Regions from separate parts of the Mus musculus genome. Here region 2 is linked to region 1. Evidence: chromatin loops called from intact Hi-C (ENCODE). Cell type or tissue: heart. All regions are shown on one strand. Links, peaks and the distances in the headings refer to the core of each region. The heading gives the core; the rest is flanking DNA.

The links. Peaks named below come from ENCODE experiments on the same cell type or tissue, not always from the same donor. Only the 100,000 strongest peaks of a DNase experiment are listed, where the experiment ranks them.
Region 2: a loop joins it to region 1, with 1.9 times the contacts of the local background. A loop is called at or near these places in 1 of 42 quality-filtered maps.

The regions. Positions count from the first base shown.
Region 1 is chr2:172,757,232-172,760,139 of GRCm38, forward strand. No RefSeq gene overlaps it. Among named protein-coding and RNA genes, the nearest start is that of Gm36156, 95 kb to the left of the region's middle. In heart, for the core only: a CTCF peak has its summit at 1,486 (motif pointing left); no DNase peak of the experiment used is centred there; H3K27me3 peaks cover 2,500 bases.
Region 2 is chr2:172,613,971-172,616,878 of GRCm38, forward strand. No RefSeq gene overlaps it. Among named protein-coding and RNA genes, the nearest start is that of Gm36038, 38 kb to the left of the region's middle. In heart, for the core only: no CTCF peak of the experiment used is centred there; no DNase peak of the experiment used is centred there; H3K4me3 peaks cover 827 bases; H3K27ac peaks cover 395 bases; H3K27me3 peaks cover 1,273 bases.

The DNA of each region.
Region 1 (2,908 bases), core at 298-2,797:
CTGCAGTGTTTCCTGGTGTGTTAACTATCAGGATTCAATTTGTCTTGTGACAAAGAAGAGGGAGTCTGTTTGAAAAGGTGACCCCCCACCCCCACCCATAGGATGACCACTGCCCAGGCGTGAGACTGGGACCAGAGACCCCTGAGAGTGTGTGCAGGGGTTGGGGGTGGGGAGCTTTGAAATCTGGATCTGTGACTCAGGTAACTTTGGCTCCTCCCCCGCCTGGGGCGGGAACTCAGTAGTTCCCAAATGTGATCAGATCTGAATTCTCAGGGCTGGATGGGGAGCCTCTCCAGCCTCTGTGTTTCTGTCTTCCTTAGAGCTTGCCCTTGATTTCCTGGGTCCTTCATTCTCTAACCAGAAGGCAGGCGGCTGACAGACTGAATGGAACCCCAGGACCTGTCTGTAAGCTGTATGGATGGCTATGTATTGATGAGCCAATTAATGACAGAAAAGGGCTGAGTCCCGAGAATCTGCTTCCTTCAGTGGTGACTTGGTCATCGTGCACCAACCATTATCAGCACTTTCTCAATCTGAGGGCGTGACAGACAGTGGGCCAAGGGGCTTATGGGAAACAAGCTGCATGCTTCTCTCTTGTAGGACAAGCTGGATGGCCAGCATTATCTAGGATGTTGCCACAGTGCTCTGGGGTGCTAATCTAATGGCACACTGAAAAACAAGTGTTCCATGCCAGGGACTTAACCCACCAGACCAATCTGTTACCCTGAGCCTTCCACATCCATCAGACCCCAGAGCTACTTACTGTTTTCACTGTCCCCATTTCGCAGATGAGAAAACGAAGGCTCTGAGATGCTGCTGCCTTGCTCAGCTGCACCCCTGGCTGTGGCTGGAGTTCTCTTTAAATGACAGTTGCATCTGAAACCTACTGTTCCCAATTGTCCCCAACTGTCTCCACAAACCCAGAGTTTCTGCTAGAAGGAATGAAATCCCACAGGAAGTCCTGAGTTCCTGATGCAGAGGCTGCCTGGCCTTCCCGAAGGTTTAGTCTGTTGGCTTACTGTCACTTATTTTGAGACAAGGTCTCCCACTGAAAGCACAATTCCCAGAAGTGTAGATTGCCCCCGCCCCCCTCCAGCAAGCCCCTGAGATGTTCTTGTCTCTACCCCATACCTCAGAGCTGAGATTAGAGGCATACTCTGGTTTCCATGTCAGAGCCTGGGATCCACACTCAGGTTCTCGAGCTTAGGGAAAAGGATTTTCCCTGCAGAGCAACTCCCCAGCCCTGGTTTTCTTTGCACATTTGCAGAATGACCTGAAGGGACGTGTGAAAAGTCGACTTTGTCTTTAATTTCTAAGGCTCTCAGCCTCCAATGGGAGACCTGTGTCCTCTCCCACTTGTGGGAGACCCAGCAAAGCCATCCCATTCCAAGATGTGAATGGACCTTGGAGCCACTCCCCACCCCCACCACTCCCAAGCACAGCCATTCAGTGCCTCTCCCTGGGCAGGGGAACGCTGCCCTCTTCTGGTCCAAGCGGACAGGCACGGCCAAGGCCAGCCTCCAGCACTTCATGAGCCGCCTGCAGTAGGTGGAAAGATTGCCTTCTTCCCTCAAATGGATTCACAGGGCCCCTGCAGGCAGAAAGTTCATCCGACCATTGCACAATTCTAGGTGCTGCAGGGTACGGGCTGTTTGCGGCAGAGAGGCCCTAAGAGTTTGGGTTTGAGGAGACTAAACTGAGCCAGCCTCCGGAGCTGGCCCAATATGTCTGGGAGGCAGGATGGGGAGGTAGGAGGACTCCCACCCCAGCTAGAAGGTGAGGTAGGGCACTTTCTTGGTGCTCCCTGCCCAATTTTAGAAGCTCTCATCTGTGCTCAGGAACTCGGCAGGAGCACCCAGCTGTCTGGTCCAGGTCTCTTCTTTGAGAAGCTGCGTGAGACAGGACATCTTGGCCCAGCCTGCTTCCGCTCCTCCCCACTGCAGAGTAGAGTGGCTTTTCTGACTGGCTTCCAGGGAGCCTGTCTGAAGGGCAGCTGTGAGGAGCGGAGGGAGAGAAAGTGGCGTAGGGCTTCCCTGGGACTTGTGACCCTGATTTGGCTTGAGCTAAAGCCAGAAAGTGCTTGCCTGAGAAATCCAGGTCCTACCTCCCAAAGATCAGATAGACACCAACGTGGGTTGGAGCACCAAAGGTCCCATGGGACTGGGGTAAGAACATGCGAGCTGACAGGCCGAACGACATGGTGGGGAAGGGCATGGGGAACAGACATGGGGATCTGGAGGGAAAGGGCCATGCGATCCGGTCGTGTCTGTTCTCCTCAGCTCTGATGTGGCTACGCAGCCACTGTCCTCAACCCAGGACCATAGTCTGTCCACCCACTCCCTCCACCTGTGTCTGTGCCAGCAGCCTGTGAGTGCCATGCACCAGGCACATGGCCCCTAGGAGGCCATCCTGGTGCCAGCCAGGCCCAGCACAGCAGGGCCCAGCAATCTTTGTGGATGGTCGTGGGAATGCGGCCAGGGGTCAGGAGAGATGTGGCCTGCCACTTTAGGCTCTTCCTCCAGTGGGCCTGATGGCCAGTTTCAAGAGCAAGACAAATAATAGGCTTGTAGGTCTAGCCTGAGGACATTGTACCCAATGACAACCCCTGTCATTTCCCTCCCTGAGGAGATGGAGTGACATGTTGGCCCCCAGAGGTGAGGAGCCAAGGGGCTCCAGGATATAACCTAACTGGGCCCCCTATTTGGCATCAAAACATCCCACATATGATCATCCCAAGGAAACTAAGGATTATCGCCAGATGATTATAGCCAGATATCTAAGCTTTGGTCACAGATGTCAAAACTCTGCTTCTGTGTTCCTGGCACACTGGAGGTGGGGCTACAGGGGGCATAGGTTTCATAGGAGTAACCAAGTCCCTGTCCCCATAGGTCTTCCAGTCCTCAGGGGA
Region 2 (2,908 bases), core at 88-2,587, 140 kb before region 1:
TGGGGGGAAAGGTTTCGTTCCTCTCTTTAACGTAGTAAACTGAGCTTAAAGCCTGGCTGTAGATGGTCCCCAGCCCTTGGGAAACTCCGTATCTGCTTCAGAGCCAATCCCAAAAGCACAGCCTCCGGGATATCAGGGACCAGGTTGGGGATGGGGGGATAGCTCCCCGACAGGGTCAGTTCTTTTCTGTTTGTTTTTACTTCGGTGTGCCTCGGCTTTCTCTTTGCCTTGGAAACAGTAAAGCACCTCAGATTGCGACAGGGTGACTGAGCAGTGGCGCCAAGCGACTGTAGCCCTTGTTTTCCACCGAGTTGAGACGCTTGGGAAGGCTTTTCGGGTAAACCTCTTACCTTGCTGGAGAGACGAATGGATCCAGCCGGACATCCTGAGCTCCAGGTTTTATGTTCTTCCCAGTTGGTCTAGTTTGGGATTTTTCTGGCTCAGACCAGTTTTCTTAAAGAACTAAAACTTTCTGGTAGGCTTTGGTCAACAGATCTAAAACCACCACCACCACCACCACCACCACCACCACCACCACCACCACCACCACCACCGCACGTGATGGGGCTTTCTTCAGGATAGAGGGTTAATTAAGTGTATGCCTCAAACTAGCGAACTCATCCCTGAAGCCAAGAGCTTTCTCTGGGGTGGGGCCCTGGGTTGTGTGTTCCGGGATCCTCTGCCTGCTATAAAAGTCACCACACAATACAAGTACAGTATCTTTCAGTTCTGAAGGCCAGGACGCTGAGATGTATCCTCCTGGGCTAAATTCAAGGCATGGTGGGCTGCGTTCCTTTCAAGGCTATATTACTTCTGTCTTTTTAGTTTCTAGAAGCTGCCAGACCTCTTGGCTTATGGCCCCCTCTGTCACCTTCAAACTTCCATAGTAATAGAATCTCCCCTCTTACTGGCCCTCCCCAGGGAGGAGAGGCAAGTGGATCATACCCAGGATTTTGCATATGCTATATGCAAGTACTTTACCACTAAGCCACATGCCCAGCTTGCTTCTTTATGACAACATTAGGCTTCCTGGGGTCCCCAAGGTCACCTCCCACTTGAAGACCCTTGGAAAAGTCCCTTTGGCCCAGTGAAGCAAGTTTCGGGAATAAAATAAAGGAATCTTGGGGGGAGGGGTCACATTCTGTCTTCCTCTGTGTGACTAGGAAAGAGCAGGGGTCTTAGCTCTAGCCTGGTGAATGGTTTAGCCTGGCCACTTAGCCTGTCTGTGCCTCAGTTTCTTTATTTGGATTATGGTATGGGGTTGGATAGGATGCACATCTGCTCTGTGGGGCAGAAGGAGGGGGCAGAGGAGTGGATCCCTTCCAAGGGCAGCCCACTGCCTCAGGGCCTCTGCGTGAGGGACCACCCTGCAAGAGCCCCAACCCAGCCTTCAAGGCAGCAACCTCTGCTATGATGACAGGGGAGTCCCTCACTCACCTGCAGCGTCCCACCTTGAGCCAGGGTGGATTGTTGACTTTGAAATTCTTTTTCAGCTTTGATATGATTCCCTCCCCCACTGTGTGTGTGTGTGTGTGAGAGAGAGAGAGAGAGAGAGAGACAAAGATGGGAGAGACACTGTGAAATGTTTGTATTTTATGCCTTTTGATGTAATTCCAGCCAAACCAGATCTTAAATCATGCAGCAGGAAGCTCCTTAATTTTTTTTAATTTGTTGTTTTTCTTAGAAATGATTATTTCCACATTGAGCCCAGAGACACTGAAGTCGCATCCTGTTTCCCCTCCTTTTATTATCCCCGAAAGCTCCCCAGGCGGGGTTGTTCATGCCTGCCAATCAGGTGGGCTTGTGCAAGACCCTGTGGTCCACCCAGGCAGGGGCAGCTGGCAGGGGCTCTCTGAGAGGAAACCCCACGTGGGGATTCCTAGCTAAAACCACACTGTGTTTTGTGAATGGATCTACAGGGGGAGCTGGCATTGAAAGCCATGCAGTATGGACTTGATGCCATGGAATATATTTCTCTTTCTCTCTCTCTCTCTCTCTCTCTCTCTCTCTCTCTCTCTCTCTCTTTCTTTCTTTTTTCTTTTTTCTTTTTTTATTTGTAGACCAGGCTGGCCTTGAACTTAGAAATCCGCCTGCCTCTGCCTCTGTCTCCTGAGTGCTGGGATTAAAGGCATGCACCACCACGCCTGGCTCAGGAATATATTTCTTGAGAGATTGCTGAGTTTAATTTTGTTGTTTATTGGAGACAAGGTCTTATGAAGCCCAGGTTGGCTTCAGACTCACTGTGTAGCTGAGAGGGACTTCAAACTTTGATTGTCCTGCCTCTGTCGCCAGCATGCTGGGATCGCAGGTGTGTGTGCTACTATGAGGATCAAGCCAAGGGCCTCGTAGTCGTGAGCCAAACGCTTTACTAACTGAGCTATATATATCCCCAGTCGTTAGACTTAAGTATTTTTATTTATTTATTACTTTTATTTTGATGTGCATGGATGTTCTGCCTTCATGGTCTAAATAACTTTAAACATCCCACAGTCTTTACATATTCTTAAAATTTCAATCTCTTTAAAATATCCATCTCTTTTAAAATCCAAAGTCTTTTTACAATGAAAAGTCTCTTAACTGTGGGCTCCACTAAAATAGTTTCTTCCTTCAAGAGGGAAAATATCAGGGCACAGTCACAATCAAAAGCAAAAATCAATGTCCAACCTTCCAATGTCTGGGATCCAACTCACAATCTTATGAGCTCCTCCAAGGGCTTGGGTCACTTCTCCAGCCATGCCCTTTGTAGCACACTTGTCGTCCTCTAGGCTCCAGATGCCTGTACTTCACTGCTGCTGCTGCTCTTGGTGGTCATCTCATGGTACTGGCATCTCCAAAACACTGCATGACCCCTTCAGTCCTGGGCCTTCAATTGCAACTGCGGCTGCACCTTCACCAATGGCCTTCCATG